7 separate regions of the Homo sapiens genome follow, and all the other regions are linked to region 4. A link is a contact called in ENCODE Hi-C data. All regions are on one chromosome and are shown on one strand. The core of a region is the stretch at or near the end of the contact, and the rest is flanking DNA. Distances in the headings are between cores, read along the strand shown.

The links. A loop is a pair of places that touch in the nucleus more often than their neighbours do. Pooled maps may share reads with other maps.
Region 1: a loop to region 4 is called in a pooled map, with 11 times the contacts of the local background. The contact joins the promoter of ZNF875 here to the promoter of ZNF225 in region 4. A Hi-C loop is called at or near these places in 2 of 50 pooled maps.
Region 2: a pooled map shows a loop between it and region 4 (17-fold over the local background). The contact joins the promoter of ZNF383 here to the promoter of ZNF225 in region 4. A Hi-C loop is called at or near these places in 8 of 50 pooled maps.
Region 3: a pooled map shows a loop between it and region 4 (8-fold over the local background). The contact joins the promoter of ZNF568 here to the promoter of ZNF225 in region 4. A Hi-C loop is called at or near these places in 7 of 50 pooled maps.
Region 5: a loop to region 4 is called in a pooled map, with 11 times the contacts of the local background. The contact joins the promoter of ZNF571 here to the promoter of ZNF225 in region 4. A Hi-C loop is called at or near these places in 5 of 50 pooled maps.
Region 6: a pooled map shows a loop between it and region 4 (6-fold over the local background). The contact joins the promoter of ZFP30 here to the promoter of ZNF225 in region 4. A Hi-C loop is called at or near these places in 4 of 50 pooled maps.
Region 7: a loop to region 4 is called in a pooled map, with 30 times the contacts of the local background. The contact joins the promoter of CTU1 here to the promoter of ZNF225 in region 4. A Hi-C loop is called at or near these places in 6 of 50 pooled maps.

The regions. Positions count from the first base shown.
Region 1 is chr19:37,332,523-37,335,898 of GRCh38, reverse strand. ZNF875 (zinc finger protein 875) reads right to left here and starts at 1,250. Exons shown (of 5, transcript NM_001353803.2): 1 at 1,117-1,250; 2 at 642-730. The coding sequence starts at 674. RefSeq lists enhancers at 1,086-1,185, 359-1,300, 1,396-1,505, 1,301-2,243.
Region 2 is chr19:37,216,160-37,219,463 of GRCh38, reverse strand. It overlaps ZNF383 (zinc finger protein 383), which reads right to left and starts at 1,250. Exons shown (of 6, transcript NM_001387601.1): 1 at 1,190-1,250. RefSeq lists an enhancer at 1,135-1,624.
Region 3 is chr19:36,914,730-36,917,838 of GRCh38, reverse strand. ZNF568 (zinc finger protein 568) reads right to left here and starts at 1,507. Exons shown (of 7, transcript NM_198539.4): 1 at 1,248-1,507; 2 at 191-260. ZNF829 (zinc finger protein 829) reads left to right here and starts at 1,548. Exons shown (of 6, transcript NM_001037232.4): 1 at 1,548-1,828; 2 at 2,588-2,709; 3 at 2,817-2,874. The coding sequence starts at 2,672. RefSeq lists enhancers at 1,423-1,802, 1,863-1,912.
Region 4 is chr19:44,111,417-44,114,670 of GRCh38, reverse strand. It overlaps ZNF225 (zinc finger protein 225), which reads right to left and starts at 1,272. Exons shown (of 5, transcript NM_013362.4): 1 at 1,102-1,272. ZNF225-AS1 (ZNF225 and ZNF224 antisense RNA 1) reads left to right here and starts at 1,488. Exons shown (of 2, transcript NR_033341.1): 1 at 1,488-1,849. RefSeq lists an enhancer at 819-1,518 and a silencer at 1,211-1,561.
Region 5 is chr19:37,593,042-37,596,308 of GRCh38, reverse strand. It overlaps ZNF571 (zinc finger protein 571), which reads left to right and starts at 1,517. Exons shown (of 4, transcript NM_016536.5): 1 at 1,517-1,568. ZNF540 (zinc finger protein 540) reads right to left here and starts at 1,433. Exons shown (of 5, transcript NM_001172225.3): 1 at 1,214-1,433. RefSeq lists enhancers at 956-1,005, 1,236-1,355, 1,396-1,595, 1,192-1,874, 1,826-1,875 and 2 more.
Region 6 is chr19:37,653,845-37,657,073 of GRCh38, reverse strand. ZFP30 (ZFP30 zinc finger protein) reads left to right here and starts at 1,609. Exons shown (of 6, transcript NM_001320669.3): 1 at 1,609-1,654; 2 at 2,195-2,362. RefSeq lists enhancers at 1,004-1,053, 453-1,440 and a silencer at 1,464-1,653.
Region 7 is chr19:51,107,067-51,110,436 of GRCh38, reverse strand. It overlaps CTU1 (cytosolic thiouridylase subunit 1), which reads left to right and starts at 2,028. Exons shown (of 3, transcript NM_145232.4): 1 at 2,028-2,090. RefSeq lists an enhancer at 1,733-2,062.

The sequences.
Region 1 (3,376 bases), core at 1-2,500, 6.8 Mb after region 4:
AAAATTCAGGTCAGACTATGTTTGGAGCCGAAAAGACCAAAGGGATTGTGACCAACTCAGCATTCCACTGGAGGTTATATGATTAAACGGTAAACTGTTTATCATGAATGCAGGATGTGAGCAAACGCACACTGCCACCAAAAGATGTGCTGAGAGCCATCACTGCCTGGCGCCTGGCTCCTTGAAGTGATCTACCAGGAAATCTAGCGCCTATTGTTGGAAGGATGCAGTCTTGCAATTGCGAACCAAACGGCCAACTGACAATTACCTGACAATCACCACCCCCTAACTTGTTATCTGTTTTACCAATAAATACGGGAGGGTTGTGTAAAGCTCAGGGCCCTTGTCCACTAGAGACAAAGTGCCCCCGACCCCTTCTTCCAAATATACTTTTTTGTTTCTTGTCTTTTATTCCTTTTGTTCAGTCCACCAGGTCCGTGCAGGTTACAAGTGGCGCCCTGAACAGCGACAGAATCGGACGCTCTACAAGACTATATCAAAATCCTCCTTGTTCTATGGACTAGGAATGACTAGGGCTAGGAATGACTTTGCCCAATACCAACAAGGCAGCCTCCAGGACAAGAAAAGGTAATGGGACCCATTCTGTTGACAGCCAAGATAGAATTACAGTTAATTCTCACCTCTTTTTTGGCTCTCAGGAGCCCTGTGGCCATTTTCCTGGTCTCCTGAGTGCTCTTCCTGGAGAAGGGCAAAGTCTCAGAAGACAGATCTGGGGATGTGAAGAGAAATAAGAGTGGCCTAGGTGGAAACACCCTCCCCACGAAGTGAAGCGCAGTCCGCTCCAGAGCCCCACAGTTGGGGTCTGGGATGTCACAGAAATCACCAGAGCAGCCAATTCCCATCCAGTGGGGGGCCAGGATGACCCAGCCACCCTCAAGCTCAGCCGCAAGCTCGGGACAGGGAGTGAAGCCCTTGTCCCCAAGCAACGGAGTGAGGGTTTATCTCTAACCCTGTGGGCTCGAATGAAAGGAAAATGGCCTGGAGGTGCCCAAAGGAGAGCGCCCTAGTTCTGAGATAGCTCTGCGGCTCCCAGCCGGCGTCCCCGTAACACAGGGACACGCAGAGGGGCATGCTGACTGCCTATAGGGCACTCACGGAACGCGGGTGCACGCTGCGGATCCTGAAGCCGAAAGTCAGGTAACAAGGTGCAGAGGTGTGGGAAAGACCTTAAGAGGGAGGCCTTCCCGGGTCCCAACCAGCTTAACGCGCCTGGGCCACCGACCGGAAGTGTTTCTGACGTCAACGCTACACACTGAAGGGTAGGGAGGGGAGCGGAAGTGACCGCAGAGGCCTCTGGGGATTGTAGTTTCGGAGCTACAGAGGCGGAGAAGTCGGCTTTGCCCACCACACAGGGTGACTGACATCTGCACAGCGCACACAACCAAGTTTACGAACCCACTCTTAAGATGCCCAAGTGACGTTGACAAGTTTCTCTGTAAACCAATGAGATCTGCTGACCGCGAAGGCATCGCGGGACTGCCGAAGGATTCTGCAAAATGTGGTCCCGGTGCTCTGCGGGTGGCCAGTGTGCGCTGACCTTCAAGGTGCGGGTGAGCTGAGCTCACTACGCAAGTCTCCGCCCTGATGCGCCCTTCCCTGAGCAGGTGCCAGGTCGGGACAGACGCGGCTCAGGGAGAGACGATGCTCTGCGGGAACCACCAGTTTGGAGGCGACACCGGCCCTTTGTCCCCTAGAGTAGGAGGGTGTACCAGGACAGGGAACCCCAAGGCTATTTTCGCGGAGAGCAGGATTGGTTTGGGGCAAACTCCCGGAATGCAGATGGGGGAGACTGGTCGCGTGTCCCTAGGATTTTAGGGGATGCAGACTGAACTTGGGGTGAACAGCAAAAGATCCCCTGGTGGTGGTGGGGATCCGAAGCTTGATCAGGAAATTCCCGAGGTTTTTATTGGAGGCTGGGGTACAGGTGCGGCTTGGAGGAAACTTCCGGAGGGTGGGGTGGAGGTGGGGCGGTGTTGGAAAGGAGGCATAAGTCTGACCGTTTTGTTCAACAGGGGTGTTTTCTTTTTGCATTGATTTTATTTTTAAAGATATTACATTAAAATATTGTTTATCTTGATTACTGAGTTTTTTTGGTGACCCTTTAAATTCTGTATCCACAGTCCCCAGCATTTACAGAAGTGAGGGCCTGGCTTCTAGGGCATCAAGCAGCCAGAAAGTCCCTTAGGACAATTGTTGAATTGTCAGTGAGTCATCTTTTCCTTTCCTGACTTCCTTAATATCCACAATTTCCTCGTAACCATCCCTCCAAAGCCACACCCACAAGGCACCTCCAAGACCTATCATGAAGCAGATATTCAAAGATTATTTGTAAATCTTCACACCCTACCCCCTCCAGAATGTCTTCCAACATCCCTTTGCCTGGAGAAGTAAAAAACAAGGTTTGCATGTTGGGTATCAGCCTCTCCCATTGAGAGGGTGTTTAGGAAGGAGGATCAGCCGAGAGCCCTATTCCAGCCCAGGTAAATGACCCGGCCAAAGATTTAATATCTATAAATGTAGAATGCTTGTCACAGAACTCAGTGGGAACCACAGTCAGGCATGGGGCTGGGATTTAAGAAGCACAAATGAAAAGCAGGGACTAGAAAACTTAAGAAAGATATGGTAGGGGTGGGGGTGGGGGTACAGTGAGGATGTGGGATCCTGAGATAATCCAAATCACTATGTTTAGATGTAGGTGTACAAAGGGAGTAAAGAGAGACCCAGGCTGATGGGGTATTTGTAATAAATCAAACATAATGTAACAGCAGGTCAAGTAATAAGGGGACTCTCAAGTGATAAGGATCAAGTGATAAACAGTGAAAGGGGCAGAATGAAACTCTACAGAAATTAACAAACATCAACAAGACATCTAGGAAAGCATTTACAGCTGCATTCATTTAAATGAAAGGTGATAGTTACTCAGTGCTGTGTGCCAAGTACAATGATACACTCTCACCTGAGTTACCCTTGTAAATCTGAACCACTTGTCATTATCTGTGCTTTAAGGAGTCCTATTTTCCACACTCTTAACTGGCTTGAGATGTGAAAATCCATCTAAATTATAAACGCAGTGGGGAAGAAAAAATCTAGTCATGCCCATCAAGGGAACATGTCTAGTTAAAATTAGCATAGATAAAAATCAGCAAAAAACAAAAAAGCAAATTGAAAAAATATTCTTTGAAATTAAAAGCCATACAAACCACTGTGTCACTGATGAGTTAAAGAAGAAACTGGCCTGCAAACCAGAAAATACACTGGAAGAAGCAATAGTTAAAATACTTCAGATCTAAACCTGTAGAATGAGGCTACCTCAGTTCCAAATATATCAGCTTAAAAGTAGTGGCAAAAAGAGCAA
Region 2 (3,304 bases), core at 1-2,500, 6.9 Mb after region 4:
GACCAACACGGAGAAACCCCGTCTCTACTGAAAATACAAAATTAGCAGGGCGTGGTGACACACGCCTGTAATCCCAGCTACTAGGAAGGCTGAGGCAGGAGAATTGCTTGAACCGGGGAGGCGGAGGTTGCGGTGAGCCGAGATTGCGCCATTGCACTCCAGCCTGGGCAACAACAGCGAAACTCCGCCTTAAAACAAAACAAAACAAAAACAGAGAAGTGTAGGCTGTCATGAGCATTCTTGGTATCAGAGGGGTGAGGTCTCTCCTCTCGAGAATCTGTCCTGACCTCACAGGGAGAGCTGGAGTCACAAAGACAGTCACAAGCACCCCCTACCCAATGCTGCAGTCACCCAGCCACCATGGGGACCCACATAGACCTCCACAGGCACGCCTCACCCAAACAATAACACTATATATGGTCACACAATCATTGTCCCACATCTACCTTGAGGATAAGTTACACTAGCATATTTACAGACCCCTCAAACATAGCACCATTCAGAACCAGAGTGCTACAGATAGTCACAATACCACACGCACTACTGAGCCACACAAAGTTACAGTTCCCCCCTCCCCAGGACCCCTATTGAGCACTACACACAATCACACATTCAAAATAACACAATGACCACTAGGACACACATATCACCCCGGCACGATTACACGCACTTTCCAACCGCAGACACAGTGCTACATAAAGTTACATGGTCACACTCTCACATTCTCACGTTACTGGGTTATTTCTGGGTAGTAGATTTACTCAGTAAGGCATCCAGTACACTTAAGTGCTGCTAACAGTCATACAAACACAATTACACACACCCCTCAGACTAACACACAGTCACAGCCTCATCAGATTCTCTCCACACAAACACCCTCCACAAATGTCACGCAAAGTTACACAGCCACACACAATCACAGTCCCAACACGGGACACAGTCATACCTACACATACAGCCTTACATTGTTACAATTACACAACTACAACGAGGATATACAATCACACCCGCGCACACAGAGAGGCACAGTCACATAAGGTCACACTCACACACGGAAGCCCACGCCTCGCGCCCGCCTCCCCACCACCCCCTCTATCAGCCCGACCAACTCATACATGCCCGACACACTCATACATGCCCAACACTCCAGACCAGCCTGGTCAGTCCCTTCAAACTCCCATGCACGTACCTGCGGGCCCCAGCCGAGCCTGCAAGACCCAGGCCGCTCACCGCGCACTTCCCCTACCCTTGAGGCGGAGGGTCCAGCAGGCAAATGAAGGGGCTGCCCTGGACTCGCGGGGGCCTCTGGGAAATACAGTCCGGAGTAGGACCGCGCCGAGAAGATGGCGCCTGTTTTTTCGGGTTCTTGCAGCTGCACAGCTCGGGGACATCCCTGCTCCGCACTCCGAACCGCTACCCCGCGTCTCCGTGATCCAGACACAGGCTCAGAGTGAAACTGCCGTAGGACGCTGGCCCTGCACGCTGAAGACAATCTTCCTCCATGGTACCGGCCAACCCCAGGGAGTTCCCTGAGAAACAGGAAAAGGTCGCCAGCTTCGGGCCAGATGTTGACTAGAGCCGCAAGGATTTTTGGGAACTGTAGTCTAGAGCAGGAAGGGGTGAGGCGCTGGGGCAAGTGGAAGGAGGTCGCTTAAATGACTTCCTGCCCCAAGCCGACTCAGTGCAGAACGCACCCAGGACCCCGGACTGTACTAGGCGTTATAACGCTCTCTGAGAATGCTAGACTGACTAAATCGTCATTTTTGCCTTCATCCGTGGATAAGCCACATACTGTATGACTGCATTTATAGGAAATATTTAAAATAGTCAAATCTACGGAAAAGGAGTAAGTTAGAGTTTTTTAGGACTAGCAGGATTAGGGGGAACTGTGAGTGATTGGTAATAGCTAAAGGGTTCATTTTTGGGGTAATGCAAAGCTTCTTGAATTAGATAATGATGTTTGCACAACTCTGAATACACTAAAAGTGACTGAATGGTACACCATAAACGAGCTAATGTTATAGTTTGTAAATTATATTTGTGTGCATGTTTTTTAAAAATCAACTTTACTGAAGAATAATTTAGATACAATAAAATGCACTCATTTTAAGTGAACTGTTCGGTAAGCTTCAACGCATGTCTAAACCCTTGTCACCACCATCGTAATCAGGATATAGAATATTTTTTAAAATTAAAAAATTTTTAAGCATTTTAGTTAAATTTTTGTGGGTACATAGTAGTTGTATATGGGGTACATGAGATGTTTTGATACAGGCATGCAATGCGTAAGAATCATATCATGTAAAATAGGGTGTCTATCCCCTCAAGCATTTATCCTTAGTGTTACTGGATATAGAATTTTTTTTTTTTTTTTTTTGAGTTGGAGTCTAGCTGTCACCCAGGCTGGACTGCAGTGGCGAGATCTCGGCTCACTGCAAGTTCCGCCTCCCGGGTTCAAGCGATTCTCCTGCCTCAGCCTTCCGAGTAGCTGGTATTACAGGTGCCCGCCACCATGCCTGGCTAATTTTTGTATTTTTAGTAGAGACAGGGTTCGAGCTCACAGGCTGGTCTCGAACTCCCGACCTCGAACTTCTGACTTCGTGATCCGCTCGCCTCGGCCTCCCAAAGTGCTGAGATTACAAGCGTGAGCCACCGCGCCCGGCGGATATAGAATATTTTTATTCACCGCCCTCTGCCCCCCACATTGTTAAGTCAATCCCCACCTCCCAAACCCCACATCAGGCATCTATTGACTATTCTAAGGAATGAGCAGTAGTATCAAATTATGTTTTTAATTTGCATTTCCTGATGTCAATGAACTTAGCATACTTTCATATACTTATTTGCCATTCTTTTATCTTCTTTTGTGACATCTATTGAAAATATTCGGCTGGGCGCAGTGGCTCACGCCTGTAATCCTAGCACTTTGGGAGGCTGAGGCGGGCAGATCACCTGAGGTTGGGAGTTCGAGACCACCCTGACCAACGTGGAGAAACACCGTCTCTACTAAAAATACGAAATTGGCCAGGCGTGGCGGTGCATGCCTGTAATCCCTGCAGGAGAATCACTTGAACCCGGGAGGCAGAGGTTGCTGTGAGCTGAGATCACACTGTTGCACTCCAGCTAGGGCAACAAGAGCAAAACTGCATCTCAAAAAATAATAATAAATAAATAAATAAATAAAATTTTCTTATTTTAAAATTGGTTATTATTGAGTTGTAACAATTCTTTATATGTTTGGGTAAAAGTCCTTTGCCAAATATACATATTGCAAATTGCAAATATTCTCTCCCTGCCTGGGGCT
Region 3 (3,109 bases), core at 258-2,757, 7.2 Mb after region 4:
TAAGCATGCATATTAAAAAAGGATAATAGCAGAAACCAACCTAGGGGAGAAAAAGGGATAAGGTGAATTTGCACAATAAAAAAAGATATATGTGCAACTATTATATGTCAATCAAAAATGTTTAAGGCGTAATAGAAAATAAAACATTTTTTATGAGCAATCATGATAAATGCCACTGAACTATACTCACCTATTAAAATAACAGTCAAACAAGATAAACGGATGTAAGCCCAGCAATATGCTCTTTACAAGACACAGATCTGAAACATAAAGACACAAGGGGGTTAGAAAATGAAATTCTTAAGAAATACAATAAAACTTGAAAAGCAATATTATCAGACAAAAGAGAACCCGGACTAAAAGGCATTCACCAGGATAAAGAGGTATGTTTCTTAAGGTGGTAGACTGGAATTTTAGTCCAATTCCTCACACCCTCTAATAGATTATTATTCATACTCTTTGCGAGGTAACTTTGCTCTCCAACTGTGGGCATAATTGATTTTAGGCTTAGCCATGTGACTTGCTCTGGTTGAGGCAATCTCTCTTGCGCTCTGGTGACCCATCAGGAGCAGAGCATGCCCTGGCAACAAATGTCCTTTTGGCCTGAGACCCTGAAAGAACACATGCGGCGCAGATCTTAACTCGTCACGCAGCCTATCCACTCAGCCAAGCCCCACCTAGATCAGCTGAACACAGTCAATGCGCAAGCCTGTGAACAGGAGAGTAAGGACTTGCTGTTGTATGGCATTGAGTTCAGGGGTGGTTTTTAGACATAATTATTATCATGGCAATAGCTAACTAACATACATAAAAGCAGCAAGTCATAAGATAATAATGAACCTGAAAAGTTCGCCAAGGAATAGTGGAAAATTACAAAGGGCCAAGGGCTACTAGGGTAAAAAAGACAGCAAAGAAGACTACAGAGGAGTGGCCAACAAGGAGGGAGGATCAGTAGAAAACAAATAAGTGTTTTTCAAGCCGTTACCAACTGTGCCAAATGCTACAGAAAAGCCAGCTCAAGACAAGAACTACTAGACATATTACAATCACGCACACTTCGCCACGTTCACACTCGCTACAGCCTTAATCATAATCACACACATATCACACATTTCATCATAATCCCGCGCAACCAAATATCACAATCACCCCATCAGATTATTCGTGCCGTCACACTCACACACACAACCACACACCCACACTAACTCCCATCACAGTTTTTTGTCCCATCAACTGCAACCACTCACCATTAGCGTACCCTGAGCACTCCCCACTGCCGCTACTCGGGACACTCTGGGCCTTAGAGGATCCGTGTCCCGTCAACCGCGAGTCCCTTGCTCGCCCCCTGCTGCGGGGACTCGGCAGCGTCACCTGCCGGAAACACCCGAATGTTCATCCCGCGCGCAGTTTCTGAGATGCTGGGTGAAGGCGACCCGCAGATAGGTCTGTGACAGACGCCTAAAGCGCCGAACCATCCCTCCGCGCCAGCGACGTTTCCGAGGACAACACCTCCCAGCAGGCCCCGCGGCCCCACTCAACTTCCGGCCAGAACACATCTGCTTTCCTGTGTGAGGGTGAGGCTTGGGCCGGGTTCCCCGGGAGGCTCATCTCCATTGCGCAGCGCTACGGCGACCCGCAACTCCGAGGCTCGGCTGGATGTTGAGAGTTGAGGGAGCAGCCGTTTCGGGTGGGCCCAGGCGAGGAGCTGACAGGAATCGGCGTGGGTCCCGCTCTGGACTACATTTCCCAGAGGGCCTGGTGGCCTGCCACTTTTCTCGCAGGAATTCGAACGTTTCGTCACTCCTGGCGGGACCCTTAGATCTGGGAGGTGAGATATTTTGGTCCCCAGGAGAACTGGCTCAGGTCTGCAAGTTCCCATCCGGGATGACTGGAAAGGGCTTAGGTGAGGATACCGAAGACCGATGGGGAGCTGGCGCCTTGGGCCCCTGCGGGCGGAGCGGCCTGAAAGGTGGAGGTTGTGTTTGGGAGGCCGAGGCAGGAGGATCACGAGGTCAAGAGATCGAGACCATCCTGGCCAACATGGTGAAACCCCATCTCTACTAAAAATACAAAAATTAGCTAGGCATGGTGGCGCGCGCCTGTAATCCCAGCTACTCGCAGGCTGAGGCAGGAGAATCACTTGAACCCGGGAGGCGGAGGTTGCAGTGAGCCGAGATCGCACCACTGCACTCCAGCCTGGCGACAGGGCAAGACTCTGTCCCCACCCCACCCCACCCCCCCAAAAAAAGAGGGGAGGTTGTGAAATTGTCTGGGAGATAATAACACTGCGGCTTATGTGCGGATATGGGATACCTGTCACTGTGGGGGTTGTGGCTGTGTGTTCCCGTGGTGATGTGTGATTGTGACTCTGCGACAGTGTGGGGTGCCTACGATTGTGCAGCTGTAATTGTGTGTTTCCTATGGTGTGTATGTGATTGTAACTGTGTTGCCGTGTGTGGCTCCTTGTGGGCAGGTGAGACGTGCATGTCGCCTTAAGTGTGACTGTCCCTAAATGTATGTGGCATTCTGTGTATGAGTATGGGGTCCTGTCAACTATGCGATTGTGACTCCAGAACTCTGTCTCTAGGAAACCTCTCTGAGGTCTGGTCAGATTCCAACCCTGGACAGCAGTGAACACAACCTTTCCCCTGAGCCACTGGAATTGGACAGAATGCCCCATTCTCCTCTGATCTCCATTCCTCATGTGTGGTGGGTAATGGGGCTGGGGAAGAACTCTTACTTGACTAATCTGGGTACCAAGAAAAACCTGGTGTCTCACAGTTACTCTTCCCTCTCCCAATTTTACCTTTCTCCAGGTGTCACCCAGAAGAGGAGGAAAGAATGCATGATGAACTTCTACAAGCAGTATCCAAGGTGTGTTGGGGTTTCCTCTTTTTCTTCTGAAAATTCTTGCTTAAAGGAATGTCATTTAATTATAGGTCCCTATAATTTTCCCATCACAGAAAAGGATGGTTGCTCCACTTATGCTTGCTGAATTTTCTTCTCAAATATTTATTCTGATTTAAAAATAAAAGGATGATTAATTTAGAGATCTCAAAAACACAGCATTACCAAGAAAAAATAAAATTTAGCCACTCAGATAACTAGG
Region 4 (3,254 bases), core at 23-2,522:
GATGTGGTGGCAGGCACCTGTAATCCCAGCTACTTGGGAGGCTGAGGCAGGAGAATAGCTTGAACCCAGGAGGTGGATGTTGCAATGAGCTGAGATCGTGCCATGCACTACAGCCTGGGCGACAAGAGCGAAACTCCGTCTCAAGAAAAAAAAAGAGAGAGAGAGATTTACCACTTCTGTGGTATTCCAGCAAAAAATGCATATTTTGAAGTTAAACGTGAAATACATCAGAAAAACTCCAAATGAACATCTTTGACCAAAATAACTTCATCTATACTCTTCAAAAATAACAAGGATAAAATACCAAGAAAAAACGATGAAAGCTATGCTATCTTTCAAGATTAAAGACTAGAAAAACATGACAACTGAAAGCAACACCCATGCCCGAAGACACATCCTATACACTCTCGGTTGGGGTGAGCATCTCTGTCAAAGAAAAAAGCCAAGGATCACTCACGTAGAGCTTTGCCCTCAGAAGCCAAGAAGTCCCTCCCTGCAGCTCTTTTGGAAAGGTCGGGCTGGGTAAGGAGAAGGCTGTGAAACACTCTGACCGTGGTCGCCGTGCCCCATAAAAGTTAAATGCTCCTCTCCCCTCCTGGAAGTGGATGCAACCCTCGCCTTCCTAAAAGAGAGGTCAGAAGGCGTCCGGGATCACCCAGCGTCTTGCAGGAATCAGGGAGAAGGGCCGGTGCCCCTGCAGCTGGAGTTTCACCCCACCCGGGGACCTGACAGGCTTCGTGGGAAATTAACAAGAGACCACCAGTCACCAAGTGACAGGGGCTGCTTTAAGGCTCTCATTTGTGTTACCGCTTTCAGTTCCCAAAACGATTCTATTAGGATGGTCCTAAACTCCCCATCTTAAAGAACTGTAACGGGAGACCCAAGGAGATTAAGTAACATCCCAGCGTTTTATCGCGAGGAAGTGGCCACGCGCGTGGGGTGCAGGGAGGCCGAGTGGGCGAGCTCAGAGCCCCGGAGACCCTAAAACCAGGCGAGACGCGACCCGACCAAGTCCCAAACACCCCGGGGACGCGAGGAGAGCCCCAAGCCCAAGAAGGCTCCACTGACGAGAACGAAAACAGCGGCCCCGCTCCGCCAAACCTCTGCTCTCCGACGAGGTTTCTTTTCCCCTAATTCGATCACCAGTTCGTTAAGGATCCAATGCGTAGGTCCAGGAAATTCAGAAGGGTCTCGCGGAACTGACCCAAACTACCAGGGACAAAACTGCAGCAACCTCACAGTAACGGAGCGGAAGTGGCCCGCTACTCCACTGAGTGTCTGGACTCCACTTCCCAGAATTCCTGAGACAAACTGACCGCGACGACCCCGAGCGTCTGGACTACACTTCCCAGAATTCCCTGGGATCCACCTGCCGGAGTCAAATTGACCGAGACTCCACTGAGCGTCTGGACTACATTTCCCAGAAATCCCCTGATTCGCCTGCCGGAGCCAAGCTGACCGCTACTCCACTGAGCGTCTGGACTACCATTCCCAGAATTGCTTGTATCCTCCTTCTGGAGCCAGTGTGTACGACTCCACAGAGCATTTGGATTACACTCCTCCGAATGCTGAAGGAAAAACGCTCAAAATCTCATTCTTCAGGGGGAAGCGTTGCCACTCCGAGGTGCCCACTGGGAACGAATCCCAAAGCCACGAGCGCCTGCCTAGTGGGGAATGTGAACTGTTATCCTGAGAGTCGTCCTTCTCTCTCCCTGGTCCAGGACAGAAAATACTGAATAGACAGGAATTTCTGAAGTCTAAACGCCTCCAATGATAACAGGAGTGTTATTGGAAAGGGAACAAGCGAGAAGACACAGTCTTCGAGGAGTTAAGTTTTGCTAATCTAATGGTAAGAAATGGTTTCTAAATGTAGTTTTAATTTGTATTTGTTCTTTTGTAAATAAAGTGGAACATCCGTGCATATTTTCCGTTGCCACTATTATAGTCTTTGTGAATTGGTCAAATAGTTTGCCCACATTTCTATTGAGTGTTTAGTTTTTTCCCCTCCGTTAAGTATTATTTACATACTCATATTAACATTGTATCAAATATTGCTCAACCAAAAAGCTTTTTTCCTTTGACTTGTTTTTCGCTATGCAAAACGTTTTTAACGTGGTCGTTTTATTATTTAAAAAATATTTTTGAGGTGTAATTCACAAAACAAAATTATTTTAAGGCACATAATTCAATGGCAATGGCATCTAGTACGAATACAGTGTTGTTAATATATACGAGTTAAGAAGCCATCACTTAGGCAGATAGGGTATGGGAGCCCTCGGTAAGGCTTTTCTTTTTAATGAAAAGCAGCCCCAAATTATTTCCCTTCCTAAGGAAGAGCAGCCTGTAAAATCCAGCTGCCGCAGACATAGATACCAGCAGTTGTGCCAATCATGTTAAAGATGGCGGCTCCATCTTCCCTTCTCTTTGTCAGCCACGTGCACAGTAAGAAGCTGGCAAGATGGGCCAATCAACTGGGAAGCCTATTTGCATAAGAAGATTAGGGTGGGGCGACCAGCCTTCCCCACGCACTATGTAAACGTCATAACTGATCGAACCAATCTATGACCCCTATGTAAATCAGACACTGCCTCCTCAAACTGGTCTGTAAAACTCAGCACATTCACTGCCAGCCGACCCTTTTCCGCTCGGAGACCCCTTCCTCTATGGAGGAACCCGTTTCTCTTTCTCTTCTTCCTATTAAACCTCCGCTCCTAAACTGAGGAGTTTTTGTGTGTCCGTGTCCTAAATTTTTCTGGCGCTTAACGACGAACCCCGGGTTTAAACCTCAGACAAAGTAGCTGCTTCATTGTGAAACCACCACCTCTTGAATTACAAAACATTTTTATCACCCAAAGAAAACCCCATGCCCACTAAGCAATCACTACTGTTGTCCATAATCCCATTCCTGGGGAAACATGAATCTTTCTCTCTTTTCTATTACCTATTTTGGACAAATCATAAAAATGAATGGAACATTTTGTTTCTAACTCCCTTTGCTTAGCATAATATTTTTAATGTTATTCACATCATACCACGTATCAGTACTTCATTCCTTTTCATAGATGAATATTTTATGTTTATACTACAATTTGTTTCTCCATTCATACATTGACGCACATTTGGCTTCTTTTCACCTTTTGGCTGTAGTGAACAGTGTTGCTACAAATGTTCGTGTATACGTATTTGTTTCATTACCAGCTTTCAGTTTTGGTTGTTTTTTGTTTGTTTTTTGTTTTGAGAGGGAGTTTCGCCTC
Region 5 (3,267 bases), core at 268-2,767, 6.5 Mb after region 4:
AAATACAGTATCTGCAAAGTGCAATAAAATGATGCACAATAAAATGAGGTATGCCTACATTATCATTAATGTTGACGCGAATATCTTCAAACAAGAGGGAAGAAAGTGCATTTGTCTATAAAAGGGCAACACAACAGATCCTCGAGGTGATGGAAATGATCTATCTTGACTATCAATGTCAACATCCTGGTTGTCATATTATACTACAGTCCTGCAAGATGTTGTCATTGGAGAAGACTAAGTTGAAGATAACACACAATGTCTCTATTATTTCTTACAACCTCATATGAATCTACAATCATCTCAAATTTAAAAAAAAATTTAAGGAAGTTTTAAGAATTTCATTTTCAAATATTTGCTAGATGAATTAAGTTTTTACCCCCTTCAAATCTTGAAGGCAAATTAATGCTCCAGGTTGTACTGTTCAATAGGAAGACTATTAGCCATATATAGCTGTTTACATTTAGATTTATTAAAATTGAACACAATTTAAAAAATTCGTTCCTCAGTCAAACCAGCCACATTTCAATTTCTCAATAGCCATATGTAGCTAGTGGCTACTATATTGGAGAGCACAGATATAAAAAATGGAACTCAGTTTTGCAGAAATTCCTATTAAAAAGCATTGTTCCAAAGCGTTACACGACTGACACCCTCACTTTACAGGTGAGAAAACTGAAGCCAGGAGATATCACTATAATACAGCGCTGCACACAATCGTGCTCATTCTCACCATATTATGCTCACACACTTCTTTCCCCACATTCACTGCCACAGGCGAACTCTCAATGAATCATTCACTACATTTATATAATTTCATGGGAATCTATTTTAAATTCATGACCATGCAAAGAAAAATCAATTTCTTACAGGTTATAAGATACTCAGTCGCAGGCTGAATCTGATTAAACAGACATCAGTCACCCTCAAAGCTATAATCAAACCATTCCCAAGACCCTTCCGCACACAATACTAAATGCGCCACTAATAGCCTCAAGCATAATCTGACGCACATCACACAGGCATGGCCACTACCCACTCTGCACCCACAGAGGACACTCGGACACGCGCGCGCACAGACCCACACACACACGCACACACACACACATGGCCGCAAAGAATGCGTCACACTTCCGAACCCCGTTGAGCAGCAACCCGGTATCGTGGCCACTGCGTCACGGCCAGAGCTGTCAGAGAGAAATCCAGACCTTACCTGACAGCCTTTTGCAGCTCTTCTAGCCCGGGATGACATTCCCCTGAAGGCACCACGGCAAGACTCAACCTCTTTGTGTGAGATTCTCTGGAATTTCTGGGGCGTTACTTGAGTATAATGAAATAGGGTAGGCTCGGACCATAGTAGGGTAAGTCCCACAGTTCGAGCAAGGGAGCCTCAGGGATCGTTCTGTTCTGGAGCGCCGGACCCGATCTTAGCTGCTGGGCCTGCGCAGACACGATCCGGCCGGTTTCCAGTTGTAGACTACATTTCCCGAAGGCCCCCGCGTCGCTGCGCAACGTCGTACACTTACGCTGTTATGTCTTGACGCACGGAGCTTGTCTGCGCCGGCCAGGTGAGTGGGCGGCCTCACCGGGAACCGCTCGCAGCTTTTGGGTTGCTTCATCGAAAAAGTAGTTCTTGTATGGTGCTGGGAATACCGGTGTCCTGGCTGGGGCTCGGTGCTGACAGGAACGGGACGGTGCTCTGGCTAATTACTTATGGAAGTCGGCCTTGCGCTTGCGGAGGGGTGTCGGCACCGTCACTTTGGTTCTGGCAGTGGCGGGGGTGTGGTGCTGCTAGTTGTGTTCCTCCGCACCGAATTTATGAGTGTGCCCCTGGAGCCCCTGCCGCGGACAAAATCGGCACCATAACTTTGGGATAGGGAGGCTAGAAGGAGGCGGGTGTTACTAGTAGTGTTCCTCCGCCCTGGACGTGTGCGTGTGCGCTTGTGCGGCCGCGGGGTGGGCTCACCTGCCGCCTGTTAATGCTCCTAGCGCTTGGCCCCTCCCGGGCCGCAGTACTCCTCGTGTGACACGGACATCATTAAGCCAGCTGAGAATCGTGCGGTTACAGCTGCTGCAGTTTCTTTGCAGAGTAAGAGGCTCTTTTTGAAGTTTCCCTGATGGTGAGGCTTTACCCCTGGAAGTGTCTTAGGAAGAAGACCACTGTTAAAGATGTCCTATTCTAGCTTGACAGCCCTGTGGGGAAGACTAATCCCTTTCTAGAGGTTGGTGTTATCCTAAATTGTTTCGTCTGCTCCGAGAGCTCTGATGTTCTATGATGCTTATTTCTTTTCTCGGTTCTGCGTTTTCCAAGAGAGGCACCCAGAGGAAAAGAATATCGCACTTCTGAAAGTCTTGTGTGAAGTTCCTGTTTTCTTTCTAACCTCAAATTTCTTCCTTTCCGAAACGTTTTCTACCTCCAGCAACATCTTCCTAAGGAAGAACCAGCCATGCTAGTGACTGGTCCTTAGGCACCCCATAAATGATGCTGCGGGGATGGGATCATCAGTTTAGCTCTACTCCCCAGCCACACTACACCTCTCCTTTCCACCCAATGATACAGCAGTCCTTTCTGGTCTAAGATTTTTTTGTTTGTTTGTTTGCTTTTTGAGACGGATTCTCGCTGTGTCGCCCTGGCTGGAGTGCGGTGGTGCGGTCTCGGCTCACTGCAAGCTCCGCCTTCCGGGTTCACGCCATTCTCCTGCCTAAGCCTCCCGAGTAGCTGGGACTACAGGCGCCCGCCACCATGCCCGGCTAATTTTTTGTGTTTTTAGTAGAGACGAGGTTTCACCGTGTTAGCCAGGATGGTCTCGATCTCCTGACCTCGTGATCCACCCGCCTGGGCCTCCCAGAGTGCTGGGATTACAGGCGTGAGCCACCGCGCCTGGCCTGGTCTAAGGTTTTGATGAAAAATAACTGTACTTTCTGGGGGAAATTTGAAGAGTTTTAAAATTTTAACTTTATTGTGGATGTTTTCAAGCAGGCTAAAGAATAATACGAACCCCAACATGTTCAACACCTAGCTGTAATTAAAAACATTTGTAAATACCTTTGTATCAATCCTTCCCCGTTTTTTCCTATAGTATTTCAAAATTGTATTTTATCCTCTTATAAGCATATATTACCAAAAAGGACATTATATTTTAAAATAACCATGATGCTGTTATACCAACATAAAAAAAAAAACTAACAATAAGTTTAAAACAATAAATTTGTTTCTTATGTTGGTGTAACAGCGTGGTGGTTATTTCATAATCTTGTATACCCCCA
Region 6 (3,229 bases), core at 360-2,859, 6.5 Mb after region 4:
TGTTTGAACCACTGAAAAAATAATCGATGAACATTTAACATATCTGTTGGAACATTTCTAAAAAATAGCAACAAGTACAAAGAAAACCAATAAATCCTTGATAAACAAACTCATGTAAGAAATGTACTTGGTTTTAAAGAGAAAATAATTGACGTAATTAGTACATATACTCCACATATTCACTTAACCAAAACTTGAGATATCTGGAAGAGATCAAGGAGAAAGAAGAAAGTTTTAAATATTTTAAATGAAGTATTACAATGAACATTTTTATTACTAAAGGTATTTTTAGCTACGAAAATGAGGCTGATCTTTCAACTAAAGATCAAAGAAACTTACTATCCAAGAATGCTTGGAGACATTGAATTTATCCAAGAGTTCATCCAGGAACAAAGGGGAAAAAACAAATCTCATTTGTTAGAATATTCCAAGACCAGGTATGGAAGAAAATAAAATGCCTCTCCCTCCCGTTTCATGGTGTCCTATTCAATTTTCTGACACAGTCCTACAATTCCATCATTTGGAAGTAATAGCAACCTTATTCCTTTCCAATTTTTTTTCCTGCAATTATTTTACTTGCCTAACACCACAGTCCTGAGGGCACACAAGGGCCAGATGCAGATAATCAAAATCCCAACACTCAGTTTCATAGGGACCCACAAACCGTCTCCATGGAAAACCAGAACCAGAAGCGCTGCCCTATCAGAAGGATTCTGGAAATAACGCTGGATGAGGCAGAGCCACAGTCACAGATCCGATGTCAGGTACGTCACAAACGCAGACACAAACCGCAAAGACCCCAGAGACCCGCTACAGCCAGCGTCAGAGTCAGGCACCACCGCGCAGCCTTCTCTGCGGCACCATCCTAATCCCCCGCTAGAGAACGGCACACGCGCACGCAGCAGCCCCGTGCACGGAAACACTACTCCGCCAGCGGCCAGGCACTCGGTCCAGGTACGCGGGGGCGCGGCGGCCGTCACTCAGCAAACACCACAGGCAGCACGCGCCGCGCCTTGGTCCAGGCTCGCGATACTGGGGTTTCCTCCATCCAACTCACGCCAGGGTCACGGCTACAGGCCTAGATTTGAACACTCCATCCCCATCGGGATCCTGTAGCCAACCTCCACCCTCCTCCAAACCTCCCGACCCCTCGGCAGGTGCGGCCCCACACTTCTCCCTTGCTCCCTGAAGGGCCCCAGCGTTCGCCCCCCGCGCGCTTGCGCACTCGAGGCAGAAGCCGATTTCCAAAGGTTCCGGTGAGGCGTCGCTGGGGGCGGGGCGGGGCTCGCAGCCTCCGCCTGTCTCCGAGCCGAGAACCAAATGAAAAATAAAAAGGCGGAATATTGTTTTTTTAAATTTTGGACCGCAGTGTCCACAGGGGAGCAGGCCTGGATTATCTTTAATGGCACTGGTCAGTCACGGGGCGGCCATTACAGGTAGAGGCCTGAGGCGAGGGACACTGCGGCCCCTCTGGCTCCGTCTCCCCGGCCCGACTATCCCCGCCGAGACCCGGCCCCACGCGCCCCTCCCGGCCCGGAGCAGCTGCGGGACTTGCCTCCGCCCCCCCGCGCGCTAGCGCATTCGCGACGGAGACAGGCGCTCTCCCGTATTCTGGCGCCGCTGACTCCCAGGGCTGGGCTATCCTCTGAGTCGGGTGAGGCTGGGGCTGGGAGCCGGGCGCCACTGTGGCCGCTGCTTTTCTGAGGGAAAAGAGCGCGGAGTGGGCCAGGTTTTGCAGGCCGGGCCAAGGTGGAGAAAAGGTTCCTGTGGAGCCTCAGGCCGGTGTGCTTTTTTTCCCGGGACTGAGCTTCTGCAGCCCTGAGGCCTGGAGGCCCGGGCGGTAGTAACTGTGCCGGACCAGGTTCGTGGGTGCGGCCTGTGGTGCAGTTGGAGACCGAGGCCCCGCGCATCCTCGTCCGCGCTTCAGCCACTTAGGCTCGGCCGTAGCGAAAAGGCCCAAGAGGGAAGTCAGAGGTGAACGCCCCAGGATGAAGGTCCCCTGCAAAACGCTGGGACCTAGATTTGGGGTGGGTGTCTGGGGTCTAGGAGGACACGCTGGACAGTTCCGAAAAGACACAGTGGGTGGTCCCGGGCGTGGGCAACCGGGTGCGGAACTACAGCGTACCCGGAGCTGCGAACCCAGACGCGGGTGACTGCTGACCCTCTGCCCTGTCGTTTCCATTTGTGCATGCAGGTGGCGGTTAGTTGGGGCCAGGGAAGCGTGGAGGGTGGGTTCCAATCGAGTCAAGAAAAGCCTGGGGTGTCCTGAACTCTGCCTGCTTCCCCAGCCCTGCCAGTTTCCAGAGAAGGCGCTTGAGAAGGAGAAACGAATCGCTGCTGCTCTTCTAAAAGCCGGTTCCCTGTGAGTTCGTGCTGCTGCTTTGTTTCTGTGAAATGCATTCGAGTTCCTTCCGTTTAAAATCCTGCTTAGGAATGATCTATTTATTCATTGATTTGGGCCTTAGGATTTCCCTACCTAGTTAACGGCAGGGGACCTAATTAATAGATTTCCCGTTGTTAGTGCCCACTTCATGCTGTTCTATAGTTAGACACATGGTTAGTTAACTGTAGGCTGCAAATTCAATTACTCTGTGAGCGCTGTTTTTCTAAGGATCTTGATGATATGGAAATACCCGTGCTGGAGATTAATGTTCATACTTTGTTTTTATTTGTTTTTTAGGGTTTAGATATGTTTAATGGTTCTGGGGTAGGAGTGGAGATTTCTTTTTTTCCAGGAAATTCATGAGTGGAAGTTTTTGGTACCAGCCAGATGTGGTTTGAGGTCTGGCAGCATGAGTTTATTTTGGGTATATCTTGGATCGACTGAGGGAGGTGTAGTGTAGTGGTTAAGAATTTCGAGCCTAGATTAAGTGGAATTGAATCCTGACTGCCACTTAAATCTGAACGAGTTTAAGCAATCTGTGCTTCAATTTCCTCAGAATTGTAATAGTGTATACTTTACGGTGTTGTTTTGAAGATTACATGAATTAATATTTGTGAAGCTCTTAGGAGAGTGCCTGGCACATAGTGAGTCCTTAATTCATACTAGCTACTGGTATTAAAATGATGATGCTCAGTCATTTCCTATCAGCTTTGTGTATTTCCAAGACCAATGCAAATGTGAAGGTAATTATGATGGATGCTTGCAAGCAGGAAAATGAGCCAGACCCTGCAGTGGACCAGAACAGGGATTGGTAACATAAGTCCTTGGACTCTGTTTATGAGCTTT
Region 7 (3,370 bases), core at 779-3,278, 7.0 Mb before region 4:
AATTCCAGCTACCCAGCAGGCTGAAGCAGGAGAATCACTTGAATCCAGAAGGTGGAGGTTGCAGTGAGCCGAGATCGCGCCACTGCACTCCAGCCTGGGTGACATAGTGAGACTCCATCTCAAAAAAAAAAAAAAAAAAAGAAGAAGAAGAATTACAGTTGTACCCAACTCATATGTAACATATAATCTTAATGTTATGAGAATTGAGATGAGAATAATAACCACTTGTTGAGCACATACTATGTGCCAGAAGCTGTTCTAAATTCTTTAGAGGTGTTGTTAATTCAATTTGACTTCGCATAAATCCTATGAGGCAGGCTATTATTGCCCCCCTTTCACAGATGAACAAACTGAGATGATGCATGGCACATAGCAGCCTTTGTTGAATTTTTTTTTTTTCTGACACCCTGGCTGGCAGTGATTGAAATTGAGCTTTCAAGGCTCTTAACACTTCCATGTCAAGCTTTATCACTCCATATTGACTAAGTCCCTGTCTCCCCCACCAGGAGGACAGGGTGGTGGTGTAAGGGGTGGGGGATGCTCAGAGGACAGTAACCAAGTCTGATTCATTTGTGTCACCTAAACCTAGCCCAGGGGCAGCCTGGCACAAGGAGACCTCAGGAAATAAATTCAACAAATGAACCAACGCACACAGATGAACAGAACTGGCCCATGATAAGGCTTAAGAGTGACCTCACGGAGCTCATTTAATATGAAAGGAAGGCATCATGGTTTCCTGTTATGGGGGAAAAAAATGGGCTACAGGGTGCATGGGGTTCCTTCTCACGTCATCACCGGCCGTAGACCTACACATCCTGGGGCTCTCTGCACATCTCCACATCTCAGTCTAAGGCTCTGGTGGTCCCTTAATCTAGAGGATTTTTTTTTTTTTTTTGAGACAGAGTCTCACTCTGTGGCCAGGCTGGAGTGCAGTGGCGCGATCTCGGCTCACTGCAACCTCTGCCTTCTGGGTTCAAGCCATTCTCCTGCCTCAGCCTCCCGAGTAGCTGGGACTACAGGCGCGCACCACTACGCCCAGCTAATTTTTGTATTTTTAGTAGAGATGAGGTTTCACCATGTTGGCCAGGATGGTCTCCATCTTTTGACCTCGTGATCCACCCGCCTCGGCCTCCCAAAGTGCTGGGATTACAGGTGTAAGCCACCGCGCCGTCTAGAGGAATTTTGAGCCTCAGTTTTTTCGAGGACCTAGGTTTGGGGACCTGGATCTCAAGGGTCTCAGATATCTGAGTCCTTAAACTCCTTGTGCCCCGGTATTTGAGTCACCGGGGTCTTCAAGACCCTTGGGCCTTGTGGGGAGGGTGGAGGCCTCCAGATCCCTGTGTCTAGGGTGCAGACGGTTGTCTCCAGGTCTACTGGTTCTCTCAGGTGCTTTGGTGCCAGGGGTCTGCGTTTTTAACCCCCTTAGTCTCAAGGGTCTGAGTCTCTGAGCCTCTGGGCTCCTGGGTTAGGTGAGAAGGGTCTTTGGATCCTTCTGTTTAGAGTCTGGGTCTCCAGCACGCGCATCACGACAGCCCCCGCGTGCGCGCGGAGTTCCACTCCAATCCTCGAAGTCTGCTCTACGCATGCGCTATCTGCGCCTTTTACACTAGCGACCAACCCCTGCAGTTCCACCTTCAATTCCCACCCGCAACCCCGCCTCAAAGGGCAGAAATCATAGGCCCTGTAATCCCCTTAAAATCCTATAATAATCCCACAAAATCAGTTAATCAGAATACAACTACTTCGCCCATCCAGCAACCTGCCGGGTGACAGCGCGCTGCCATGACAACAGTACACGCAGCTCCGCCGCTCCCTGCGGCCGCGCGCAGGCGCAGAAAGTAAACGCGGGGGGAGGGGGAGCAGTGTATTTTGGGAGCGGCAGAAAGAGCAATGCAAGTGTTTCTGGGAGTTGTAGGCCAAGCGGGACCCCGGAGCCGTAGGCGCATCCAGCGGAAGTGTCGCATGGGCTTCTGGGAGTTCTAGGCAAGAAAGCCCCAAGACCTTATGGGAGTGGTAGTCTCGGAGTCACTTCCGGGCCAGGCTTCCGCGTGGTGGGCAGTGTGGGCATCCCAGCACTGAGTTCTGCCCGGGTGAGTATTTCCTCCTGCGGTGGGTCGGCATGTGGACTCCGGCTCTTTGTTGCGGTGCCGTGGGAGGGTTGAGGGTCTCTTCGAGCGTAAGGCCTCTGTGATTTCCCAGCGCCCGTGTCCCTGAGGCCTTGTAGCCAGGATTCCCACTTTGAACGCTGCGGTCCGGCCTGTCTCTTACCGGGCCACTCCCTTCCCCAAGACAGGATAAGACCATCTGCTTGCCCCCGCCCCTATGTTACTATCTGCCTGTCCCCGCCCCCATGCCACACATTATCTGTCCTTTTGACAAGGCTGCAATCCAGAGGCATCCCTGGGGTCCGCGGCCTCTCTTCTGGGAGCACTTATTATTCCCTCATCCTACAGATACTTACTGAGCACCGACTCTGCGCAGGGCGGCGGGAGCGAGGGCACCAGACCAACCCTGTCCCTGCCTTGAAGCAGAGAGACAGACCTGTCACCAGTGACAGCTAGTCAGGATCAGGGCAGCTCTGAGGGCCCTGGTGGAGGCGCTCGACTCAGTGACGAGGGTCCATAAAGTCTTTGAGGGAAGACGCTTAACATGCATGTCAAACCTGACGTGGCCAAATGGAATTCCTGGTCTTCTCACCTCACAAAATGGCCCCACCGTCCCTCCAATGCTCAGGCCAGAACCTCAAAGTTACCCTTCATCACTTTCTCTCGTCGTTGCCCCAGTCCCCACTCCAATCAGTCTTATACAAGTCCTGTGGGCTCCACCTTCAAAATAGATCCAAAATTTCACTTCTTCCCACCTCTACTGCCAGCACTCCTGTCTAGTGTGCTGACCTCCAGCCTTCTGTCCTTGTCCCTGACAACCAACAGTCCTCCCCACACAGCAGCCAAACGAATCCCACTTTTTTTATTTGAGACAAGGTCTCACTCTATCACCCACGCTGGAGTGCACTGGTGCGATCATGGCTCACTGCAGCCTTGACCTCCTGGGCTCAAGTGATCCTCCTGCCTTGGCTTCCTGAGTAGCTGGTACTACAGGCCTGTGCCACCAGGTGCAGCTAATTTATTTATTTATTTTTTTAGAGATGGGGTCTCGCTATGTTGACCAGTCTAGGAATCCTTTTAAAACATGCCAGATCATACCACTTTACTGTTCAAAAACCTCCCAAGGCTCCCATCTCCTCCTGAATAAACCTAAAATTCCACATCATGGCCTATGAGGCTCTGCTAACTTGTGCAGCCTTGTCCCCTGCGAGCGTCTCCCTTCCTCAGGACGTGGACCCCCCAGGACTGGGTGACTGTAGATTTAG